Regions from separate parts of the Homo sapiens genome. Here region 1 is linked to region 2. Evidence: chromatin loops called from intact Hi-C (ENCODE). Cell type or tissue: GM12878. All regions are shown on one strand. Links, peaks and the distances in the headings refer to the core of each region. The heading gives the core; the rest is flanking DNA.

Region 1 (5,384 bases), core at 152-5,151, 320 kb after region 2:
AACTCCATAAATATAAGAAGACTACATATTCTAACTACTGTGAGTGAAGGTATGGGATAAAGGGCAAATATAGATTCTCTTTCCCACAGCGATATTAATACTGGGCCTGCTATCAACTTGCTAACCCAAGTAAAATCCAGTTGTGATGTTTCCTATTTCAAAGTTTGCTGAAAAAACAACAAAAAACAAAACAAAAAATCCCCAACTATTAATAAATTAGCAGAGCTTAAAGCTCTTTGTCACTTAATTTGGAATAGATGAAAGTATTTTCCTCAGAGCAGAGATATTCAATACTATTTGTGAGGCAGAATCAGCCCTTGAGGACTACGTCTAAAGCAGGCCAGGGCATGAACTAACTGAAAAGCGGGCTTTTCTGGGCCTGGTTCAACCTGACTACCCACAAGTATGCGAGATGCCTCAGGCCATGCATGACAGTATGCAGTTGCTGAATTATAAGATAAAATCTACCTTTCTCAGGGAAGGGAGATCAGTATGCTTTCTCTCTCTTTTTTTTAAACTTCTTATAATAAGCCTCAAAGTTACACAAGAACAAATCTTAGCTAACAGAGGAATTCTGTAACGGTCAATTTACTGGTAGCATACTTCAAAAAAATTATAAAGACATCATTCTAGAATGTAACTGCTAAACATTTACCTAAAATACAACTCTATTTTAGTGTTCTTAAAGTCTTCAAAAATTATTCCTAACAGTGAATGAAAATTTAGAAAAACTGCGAGAGATATATATATGTGTGTGTGTGTTTATCTTAGTGTTTTTACTTTTCTTAGAAAAATAAAAAGCTGATATAAGTATTAGTAAATGAACATCTAGAATTGATTTCCATAGCTATCTTTAAGAAATACTTAATGAATTTTAAATTACTTAAGAAAAATGCAAACTTTTTGAAAAGTGTTTCTATTAAGTAATAAATCCTTCATATAAACACACATAAAAAGCTTACTTCTAAAATTACTCTAACACTTTAAAATAACTAGGGATATATGCATGGCCACCAAAAATTAGCCCTGTTTTTTCCATTTGATCTGGGTAGAGTTTATTATCATAAGGATTATAGTAAGTTTCAGCAATCTCTGCTTTTAGATCTAAAATTCTATTTCTGTAAAGGCTATTTTAATTGACTAAAAGCTTTCTCTTGTGCTCTGAGTTGGAATACACAGAACGTTATACTTTACCTGAAACTGAAGTAGCCATAAAGGTTAAAAAGATGCTTTCTACGTTGTAATTAAAAAGTTATAGGTCAAGTAAATGATTTTATAAACTATATTCAATTAGTTTTAATGTTCAGTGCATCTTTTAGTCTTGTACATTCTAATGTTTTGAAATGGGTGACCCATGTTAACAAAAATATCCACTTAACCAGAACATGCCATTCCTTTATCATCATGGCTTTCACCCTTGGAGGCAACATGGTAGAGTGGGGGGAAAAATACACTTTAGGAATCAGGCAGATCTGGTCTTAAATCATGGTTCTATCACATAGTGGTATGACCACAGATAAGTTACATAACAACTTTCAATTTCCATTTCATCGTTTGAAAAATGAAGATAACAGAAGTGATGGTATCTATCTCAAAGGATTTCACATAAAGATTAACAATGTGTGTAAGGTACTAAGTACAGTAAGCTGATGCTTAAAATGTACCCAATAAATATTAGCTTGTCTTTCTACTAGAAGGCCACTGAGTTATTCAATATTTATTTGCAAAAAAGAAAAATTTCAAAAAAATATTTCTCCTTATGATAAAAACCTCAGTTACAAATCTGGCATGAAATCAATGAGATCATGCTAGTTTAAAATCATCTCTACCTTAACCTTTTTGTTTGTCTCTTTCTGGAGTTCTTATATTGGCAACTCTGCCTCTGTCCTTCCATACTACTTCTATTTATCTTTTTCTTTATCCTGAATGTTTCCACTTTATTTATGACTATTTTATTATTTATATATTCTTGGTTTAAAACATCTACACTTTTATGGAAAAAAAAATCATGTAATTAAATCTAAAATAACTATTTCTAATCTAAAATAAGAAAATTACCTTTTTTAATGATTTATTCAATGATTTCATCTATCTATCAGCTACTTAAGGATCCTCTACTATGTATTGGGCTCTGTTATAGGTCCTAAACAAGTAACAGTTGATAAAACAAAGCCCTTGACTTTCTCTCTATTAATAGTTGGAAAGACTGACAAATTTATATATGATATAAAGAGATCTCATTTCTCTCTTGGCAATAACTAAGAAGTTTTCTATTTCCCATAATGCATGCAAACCAAAGTTATTTTATGTTTTTTCAAATGCAAAAAAATCCCTACAGAATTTTGTACCTTAGAATAAAACTCAATGGTCATTTACAATTACCCCCTTATTTTACAGATGAGAAAATTGAAGCCAACAGAAGTTAACTAACTTGCCTAAAATAACACAGCTGTGGCAAATTAGGACCAGAACCAAGGTCTCCTGACCTAAGTGCTACTCCCACCATACTACATGATCTGCTGTTTAAAATTTTGGTGAGCTTTATAACATAAATAAAACTACAGATGTGAAGGACTACTGAAATCTGCATCCATAACATTTAAAAACTTAAAGATACTAGTCAAAGGAGTTTATCAGCTTCTGAAAAATATGTTTAGCAATTCTGAAAATATTTTAAGGGAAACTGTAAGTCTCAAAGCATTTTTTTCCTTCTAATCACTATAAGACGTAATTCCCAATCTTATCATTAGAGATTAAATTAGGCTAAACAGGTATGCTAGAGCAAAGAAAAACAAATTAGAGTCATATGCATAGTTCAGTAAACTAAGAATCCTGGAAATTTAACGACTGTGTGTGAAGTACAGATTTCTACATATACATGTGTATCTTTACAATAGTGAAACTGCCAAAGGTGAGTTTACCTGCTAGAGCCCACTCTCCTGTACCATGGGTGTGCCCACTGTAATACAAAATATACGTATCATGTCTGGGTCCATCCACTGTCCGAAGTTCGAGGAAAGCTTTTAGTTTGGAATGCAGAGTATCAAATGACAGTCCACTTGTGGAATAGTCACATCCATAGGTCTCAATCATATGATATGCAAAAAATCTTTGGATAGCATTGAGCATGCCAGTAGACCTCAAATTTAACTCCTGTACATGTTCTGGGGGAAGCAGTGTTGGCTGACCATCAGGACTGAAGTAGGAGAAAAAACAAGAAGTACTCATTCTATATCACATTCTCATCTGTCATTTGTAACTGATTATCTAAGAATCAGTTATAATATAGTTGCTGCTAAGTGGCAGGATTTTTGTAAAAAATCACCCTTTCTAAAATTCCTATAGTACTGAGAATTAAGCTTAGAAAATCAAAACCTGGTTTCTAAATATTATATTTACTATCATTAAAACAATAATCAAATTAAAAGCTGGGATAATGTCTCCAAATGTAGATAGTATTACTCTTTGTTCCTTATTCGTATTTTCTTACATGACAAATATTGGACAAGGTTTTTTAAAAGCAGGATTACACTGTTTCAAGAACATCTGGGTGGGGACTATTAAAAAAACTTCTTTAAAAATATTATAACACAAAATAAAAAAGCAATATTTTAATTATATATTTACTTCTGTATTGAAAAATAGTCAATAAAATTGTGTTCAAATTTTATTAACTTAAGGTACATAAATAATAGAAGAAATTATCTATTAATAGGCATTTAAAAAGTTATTAAAATTTAGGTCCATTGCTTTATACCACTGGACACTAGTTGAAGACTTAGATTTACTCCTAGAACAAATATAAAATGGTACTCTAGTACAAAGATGATAAAGCAAGTCTTATAACTAGCAAAATACCATTAATATTGAGAAAGAAAAAATCATCATTCCTATCCAGAAAAGGGATTTCTATCGGGATTTTTGAAAACGTTAGATTTTGCTTCATATATCATCAGTACTATTCTACTAACTTTTTTTCATTACAGTCACAAAAGAGTAAGGAATACATTAAAAAAATTACAATGGAATAAATATCTAACTGTGCATATTACTATTTCCACACATTCTTTCTACAAGGTTGTCATTTCTCACTTTATGTGACATTTCCAAATCTGTTTCCTTCAGTTCTTAAACCTTCAACTTTGTATTAAGTCTTTAACGAAGGAAAATATTTCCTACAAATAGTCTATTTGGAGATTTTTATGTCAAATACTTGAAATTGGGAAAAAACTTTACTTCCACTCTCCTCTCCCCCAGGGAAAGTGTGATGAAAACTGTCATCAGAATTCATTTATGGCAAAGAATTATTTTAAAGGTAGTTAGCTATAAAATAAAAATCAAAATGTAGCAACATTTACAGATTTATACAGATGTCACCACCTTTGTGGGTAAAAGTTATTTTGGAATAAAACTGCAATAAACATTTATTAAACTTCACTGCCAATCCTCTGAATTCCTAGTATTTGTATGGCATTTTTCAGTGTGCAGAGTGTTTTTACATTTTTTTTTTTTTTTTTTTTTTTTTTAGTGCTTCATACCATTCCTGTCAGATGAACAGAAGAGTTATCACTATATACATTTTAGGCAAAGACAGATAATAAGGTTCAGAGTAGTTATAGTGTACCAAAGGTAACAAAGAACTAGACCTCCAGCCTCTCAGGCCCAGAGCACGTTTTACTATATTTCACTATGTTGCTTCAGAGGACACTTTCTTTTGCTTTTTTCCTTTTTTTTTTTTGAGACGAAGTCTTGCTCTTATCCCCCAGGCTGGAGAGCAATGGCCCTATCTCAGCTCACTGCAACCTCCGCCTCCCAGGTTCAAGTGACTCTCCTGCCTCAGCCTCCTGAGTAGCTGGGATTGCAGGTACCTGCCACCACACCTGGCTAATTTTTGTATTTTCAGTAGAGATGGGGTTTCACCATGTTGGCCAGGCTGGTCTCGAACTCCTGACCTCAGGTGATCCGCCCGCCTCGGCCTCCTAAAGTGCTGGGATTACAGGTGTGAGCCACCACGACCAGCCAGAGGACACTTTCTTAACAAAATATTCCCTTTAGGGTAAGATCTTTCCTTAGAAAAGTTATTCATGAATATTTTCTGGTTTCTAGCTAAAATATAAGCTTATCATATTTATCAAAATATTTCAATTTAACTCTGAAGATATTATCACTTGGAATAAAGTTTGTTAAAAATTTGGAAGAAATGCACAAGTTATATTTTGAAAACAGTTTTGAAAAGGAGCTATATTTTATTCATATAAATATTAAGAAAATGTTATGAAGTGAATAGTTATCACTAACTATACTAGATTACTGTACCTGCAGAAGTTGGTGGGAATCACAATAGCATATCCAACAGATGTTCCTCCTAAACAGTTACCCAATTC
Region 2 (5,384 bases), core at 39-5,038:
AAGAGACGGCTGGGAGGAGGCCCCGGCCCCAGCCTTACTACGTTTCCCAGAATTCAGTGAGGCCACGAAGACAGGCTCCCTGGGCGCGGACGGAAGACTGGCCGCATGGGATTTGTAGGTAGGATCCGCGCCCCGCCCGACGGAGGCGTCCAGTGGGGAGGTGTGCAGGGATTGGTTGGGAAGCGCTCAAGCCCCGCCCACAGAGTGACGTCAGGTGGCGGTATTGCTACTTAAGGCGTCGTGGCCTCCCCTGCCCCGCCTTAGCTCCCGCGCTAGAGAGAAACATGTATCGTTTTCGATCACAGCTCTTCACGGGGATTTCTGCTGCCGCCACCGCCCACTCTTACCCCCGCCGCTTCTCGACTCTGTTGTTAGCCGAAGACTCGCCTCTCAGCCGCCCGCCGCACAGACGCACGAGTAAAAAGTGCAGCTCCATCGGCTGATCCTCGCTAAGCTCCGACTCTGGGCGGCACCGGGCGTCCCACGATGCCGAAGAACAAGAAGCGGAACACTCCCCACCGCGGTAGCAGTGCTGGCGGCGGCGGGTCAGGAGCAGCCGCAGCGACGGCGGCGACAGCAGGTAAGGGGTATCCCCGCCGCCGGCATCCCAGTTGCCGGCCAGGCTGGCGAGTCTTCCATGCTTCGGCACGGTGGGAGTTGTAGTTCTTTCTCTGATGTACACATTTGCATTTCCAGGGTGCGTGGTTTGGCTACTGAACTACAATTCCCAGCGTGCCCTGGGCGCTGCTCCTCGCGCGATTTAGATCTGGCGTGCGAACCGGACTCTTGGGCACCGGCCGTGGGGGCAGGGAGGAACGGGTCCTTGGGCCTGAGAGTGTGTCGGGACAGGGGCTGACCGGGAGCTGGGCGGGAAAGGAACCATTGTCAGAGTTCCTTTCTCGGCGGCGATCTCGCCCGATCTCTCCCCGACCACGGGTGGGGAAGAACGGGGAGTTGAGCCCGTGCCGTCACTGGCCGCCTTTGACACCCTGGCTCCAACATGGAGCTCCTGGGATGCCAGACGTCCGGCGGGTTTGGACGGGCTCTTGCGTCACGCGGCCTGGGCCTTGCGCGGTGGGCCCGGGGTGACGCAGAGGCGCTGGGGAAGCTTTCCGTCTCGCAGGTCCACCTGGCCAGGCGAAGGCGTCGGAGGCGGGGGGACCACTTTCTCCCCCCTAGGCTGTGCTCCTTCCCCTAACTGGCACCTGCAGAAGCCCTGAACCTCTAGCACCTCTGCGACCACCCGAGGCGACCTCCTGCTCACGGGGGGAAGAAACGCGTTCTCCTTTGTGCTGCATTCTATATGTTCTCTGCAGTGAGCCCCAGAGAGGCAGGGTGGTGAGGAGCTTAGGTTGCAGTTGGCTAAAAGTTGAGGTTATTGTGCCCTCGCTACGAAGTTGAAACTTTTCCTGGGTGGGATGAGTAGGTGCTTAACTGAACTTATGGTTTTCTACTTATTATATGGTTAAGAAAAAGGATTCCAATTGGAATTGGAAGGCCCTTCTAGGAGAGACCCCAATAAACTCAAATCGAGTATTAAATAACCTGGGTAATATTTTATTTAGAAATTTAAACAGGAGTTAAATATTGGAGTATTCTCCGACGTTATCACACTGGAACTATTAGCCATCAGGTATTTTTGGACACAGTTGCCCCTCTGCCACGGCTGCCACTCAGAATGATATGCCTTTGTTCACAAGAAAAGTAAATATGGGGTTATGTTGTTAAAGGTTATTGGAAACTGGCATTTAAAAAAGCTCAAAAACTCGTGATCATGTATTAAACATTTAATAATTGACCATAGGGAGGGATTCTTAAAACAGCAATTTTTTACATTTTTTAGGTGCCTCTTTATTTTGAATGCTCTCCATGTTGATGAAATTCATTCTTTATCAAGATGTAAAATATGTAATTTATTGTGGCCTCTGGTTGCTCTATGTGAATTGAGGATACTTTTTTTTTTTTTGTTAAGGGAAAGAGGGAGTCTGGCTCTGTCGCCCAGGCTGGAGTGCGGTGTGGTGTGATCATAGCTCACTGCAACCTCTTAACTCCTGGGCTCAAGCAGCTCTCCCTCCTCAGCCTCCTGTAGCTAGGACTACAGGCATGTGACACCATTCCTGGCTATTTTTTACATTTTTTGTGGAGACAAGGTCTATGTTGGCCAGGCTGGTCACGAGTCCCTCGTCCCCAGGGATCTTCCTGCCTAAGCCTCCCACAATGCTGGGACGGTGCCTGGTCTGAGGATATTTCTTACCACTGTGTTTCAGCTTTTCCTCATCTGAATCAAACATTTGAATTCTTTCTAGAAGGTATTTATTTTATTCTATTACCCTTTTGTTGATGAAATGGAAAAGTTTGAAAGCTAAAGTTTGAAAGTTATAATGATGTTAGTAATGGCCTAGATCACGCACAAACCTTTAATCCCGTCTAAAGTTTCTGGGCAAGCCTCCTTCCCTCTTTGTGCTTATAGTACCTATACAGGCCTCTGGTGGCTGTATGGGGATTGCCTTTTAAATTTTGCTTCAGGGCTCATTTGTGACCTTTCATCAGCTTTATTGCTGCTACCTTTTCACTATTTTAGTAGAAAAGATCCATTTCATCACTGAATTTTAGCATATGTAAACAAGTGGAAAATAATTCTTTGATTAATTTATAACACAATACATGCTTTGAATATCTTTGGAAGTGTGTGCTAGAACTTGTTAACTGTGGTTACCTCAGAAGTGGAGCTGGGGAAAGGTATGGGGGTGAGATTTACTTTTTAAAACTTTAACTTGGTCCTATGTGAATGTTTTACTTGTTTAATAAACAATGAATAAATAATAGTTGAGTAGAAGAGATGGAAAATTACACAAACTTTTGCTTACTTAACAAGCCACTTACCTAACTAGTATTTTTAAATGACATCTAAAAGAAATGGGATTCAAATGAGGTCTCCACTATGTAACCAAATTGTCATTATTACTTTAATGAGTTTTCTATTTAAACTCTTTATTTTTTTTATGTTAGTGGAGAGTTTTAGGAAGCTAATAAAATTGACTTCTTTTATACAGGTATGTCATAGCACTTAATTTAAAGAGAATATTTTTAAGAAAGAACAAAACCTTGTTAGTAAGCCCTCTAGAAATAAGTACTTTATGTGCCTAGAGTGCCATCTCTTTCGTGGTACTTAGGATCACAGTGTGGGTGGGTGAGTTTGACCTAAATATCAGGCATTCATACAGGGTTCTTTTTCTTGATACATATATATGTGTATTTTTTTTCTTTCCCTCGAATCTTAGAAATCATTAATACTGATGAGTTAAGGGAGCAGAGTAAGAGCTGCATAGGAGGAATACTCTTAGAAATAGGCTATGAAAAAGAAAAACTGTGAATTGACTTGTGAATAAATGTTAATAAAATTAATCAGATGACACTCATCTGTTGCCATTACTTCAGTCATAAAAACGAGGAAGATAGATCCAGAAATAGAGTGTGATGTCATAGGTCTTTGTTTATTCCTGTCCTAAGCACTCCAAGAAATTTTGAGATTTTGGCTTCATTGCTTAATCTTTATGCTTTACTACTTTGGCACCACGCAAGCAAATCTGAAGGCCACTTGCTTGCTGTGTTAATTTAAAAATCTGCTAAATTCTCTGTTTTGATTTTAAAAAAGACAACTCCGTTAAAAAAAAAAATCCAGCCCAACAGTAACAGGCTTAAATTTGGAGCATTAAAAAAAAACCGTTAAGGTGGTGACGTTTGAACATACGAACTTTGATTTTACTGAAAGGGAATTAGGTTCAGAGGTTAATCAGGTGACTCACGGTCACTTTTGGGGCAGAATTTGGGACTTAATTTAACTCAGTGCTGAATTGTAGTTTATGACTTGGCAGTCCTTTTATTAATACAAAATCCCTAAGTGACTGTATATTTATTCCTGAAGTTAATGAAGTTTAAAGAAAGATTCTAGTTTTTAAAAAGAAGATTTTATTTTTTTAGTAACAGCATTGGTACTTTTTTTTTTTTGAGACAGAATTTTACTCTTGTCCACAGGCAGGCAGTGCAATGGTGCTATCTCGGCTCACTGCAGTCTGTGCCACCTGGGTTCAAGTGATTCTGTGCCTCAGCCTCCCAATTAGCTGGGATTACAAGCGCCTGCCACCAGGGCCAGCTAATTTTTGTATTTTTAGTAGAGACTGGGTTTCGCCATGTTGGCCAGGCTGGTCTCCAACTCCTGACCTCAGGTGATCTGCCGGCCTCAGCCTCCCAAAGTGCTGGGATTATAAGTGTGAGCCACCGCACCCGGCCAGCATTGGTACTTTTAAACTCTTGCACATTGTAGAAACTTTCCCTTAAAGGTAGTTTATCTGATAGGCTTTTATACTATATCAAATACCAAAACTTCTATTTTAAGCCTTTTTTGTCTTCTCTCACTTCAAGTTGTCTTTAAAACTACCCTGCCTTAACTCCTTAATTCCCCTTAACATAAGACATGTGTAACCTAAAAACCCATTCACCAGTTCATGTTTGCTAAGTCCAGCCATTCTCATTGGAAAATATATTTGTCTTATTCTTATGATTATCTATGATACAACACTATTTCTGGATCTGTTTTCATTGTCTTCATGATTTGAAATCATGGTCTAGAAATAATTATTTCATCTTCATATCAGTTTTTTTTTTTTTTTTTTTTTTTTTTTGAGACAAGGTCTTGGTCTGTCGCCCAGGCTGGAGTGCAGTGGCACCATCTTGGCTCACTGCAACGTCTGCCTCCGAGGCTCAAGCGATTCTTCTGCCTCAGCCTCCCGAGTAGCTGGGACTATAGGCACGCACCACTACACCGGGCTAATTTTTGTATTAGTAGAGACGGGGTTTCACCATGTTGGCCAGGCAGGTCTCAAATTCCTGACCTCAAGTGATCTGTCCGCCTCAGCCTCCCAAAGTGCTAGGATTACAGGCGGGAGCCACCGCGCCCACCTTTGTATCAGTTTTTGTGTCATAAAAAAATGAGTGCGTCGGCTGGGCTCAGTGGCTCACACCTGTAATCTCAGCACTTTGGGAGGCCGAAGTGGGTGGATCACGAGGTCAGGAGTTCGAGACCAGCCTGACCAACATGGTGAAACCCTGTCTCTACTAAAAATACACAAAAAATTTGTCAGGCGTGGTGGTGTGCGCCTGTAATCCCAGCTACTCAGGAGGCCGAGGCAGGAGAATTGCTCGAACCCAGGAGGTGGAGGTTACAGTGAGCCAAGATTGTGCCACTGCACTGCAGCCAGGGCGACAGGGAGGCTCTGTCTCAAAAAAACAAAAAAAACAAAACAAAACAAAAAAAAGAATGCCTCTTGTTAGAGGACTGATGCGTATAGTTGATGTATCATTGGTCCTTTGAAATACGTAATTAG

The links. Peaks named below come from ENCODE experiments on the same cell type or tissue, not always from the same donor. Only the 100,000 strongest peaks of a DNase experiment are listed, where the experiment ranks them.
Region 1: it touches region 2 in a loop (3-fold over the local background); 3 of 110 quality-filtered maps call a loop at or near these places.

Annotation. Positions count from the first base shown.
Region 1 is chr7:112,769,860-112,775,243 of GRCh38, forward strand. It overlaps TMEM168 (transmembrane protein 168), which reads right to left. Exons shown (of 5, transcript NM_022484.6): 3 at 5,317-5,384; 4 at 2,922-3,196. Among named protein-coding and RNA genes, the nearest start is that of TMEM168, 18 kb to the right of the region's middle. In GM12878, for the core only: no CTCF peak of the experiment used is centred there; no DNase peak of the experiment used is centred there.
Region 2 is chr7:112,450,203-112,455,586 of GRCh38, forward strand. It overlaps IFRD1 (interferon related developmental regulator 1), which reads left to right and starts at 258. Exons shown (of 12, transcript NM_001550.4): 1 at 258-580. The coding sequence starts at 487. It overlaps LOC128031837, which reads left to right and starts at 285. Exons shown (of 1, transcript NM_001414739.1): 1 at 285-443. The coding sequence starts at 285. The coding sequence ends at 443. RefSeq lists enhancers at 1-165, 166-983, 283-572, 813-862, 983-1,102. In GM12878, for the core only: a CTCF peak has its summit at 2,481 (motif pointing left); DNase peaks (open chromatin) are centred at 199, 729 and 1,248; H3K4me3 peaks cover 3,641 bases; H3K27ac peaks cover 1,930 bases.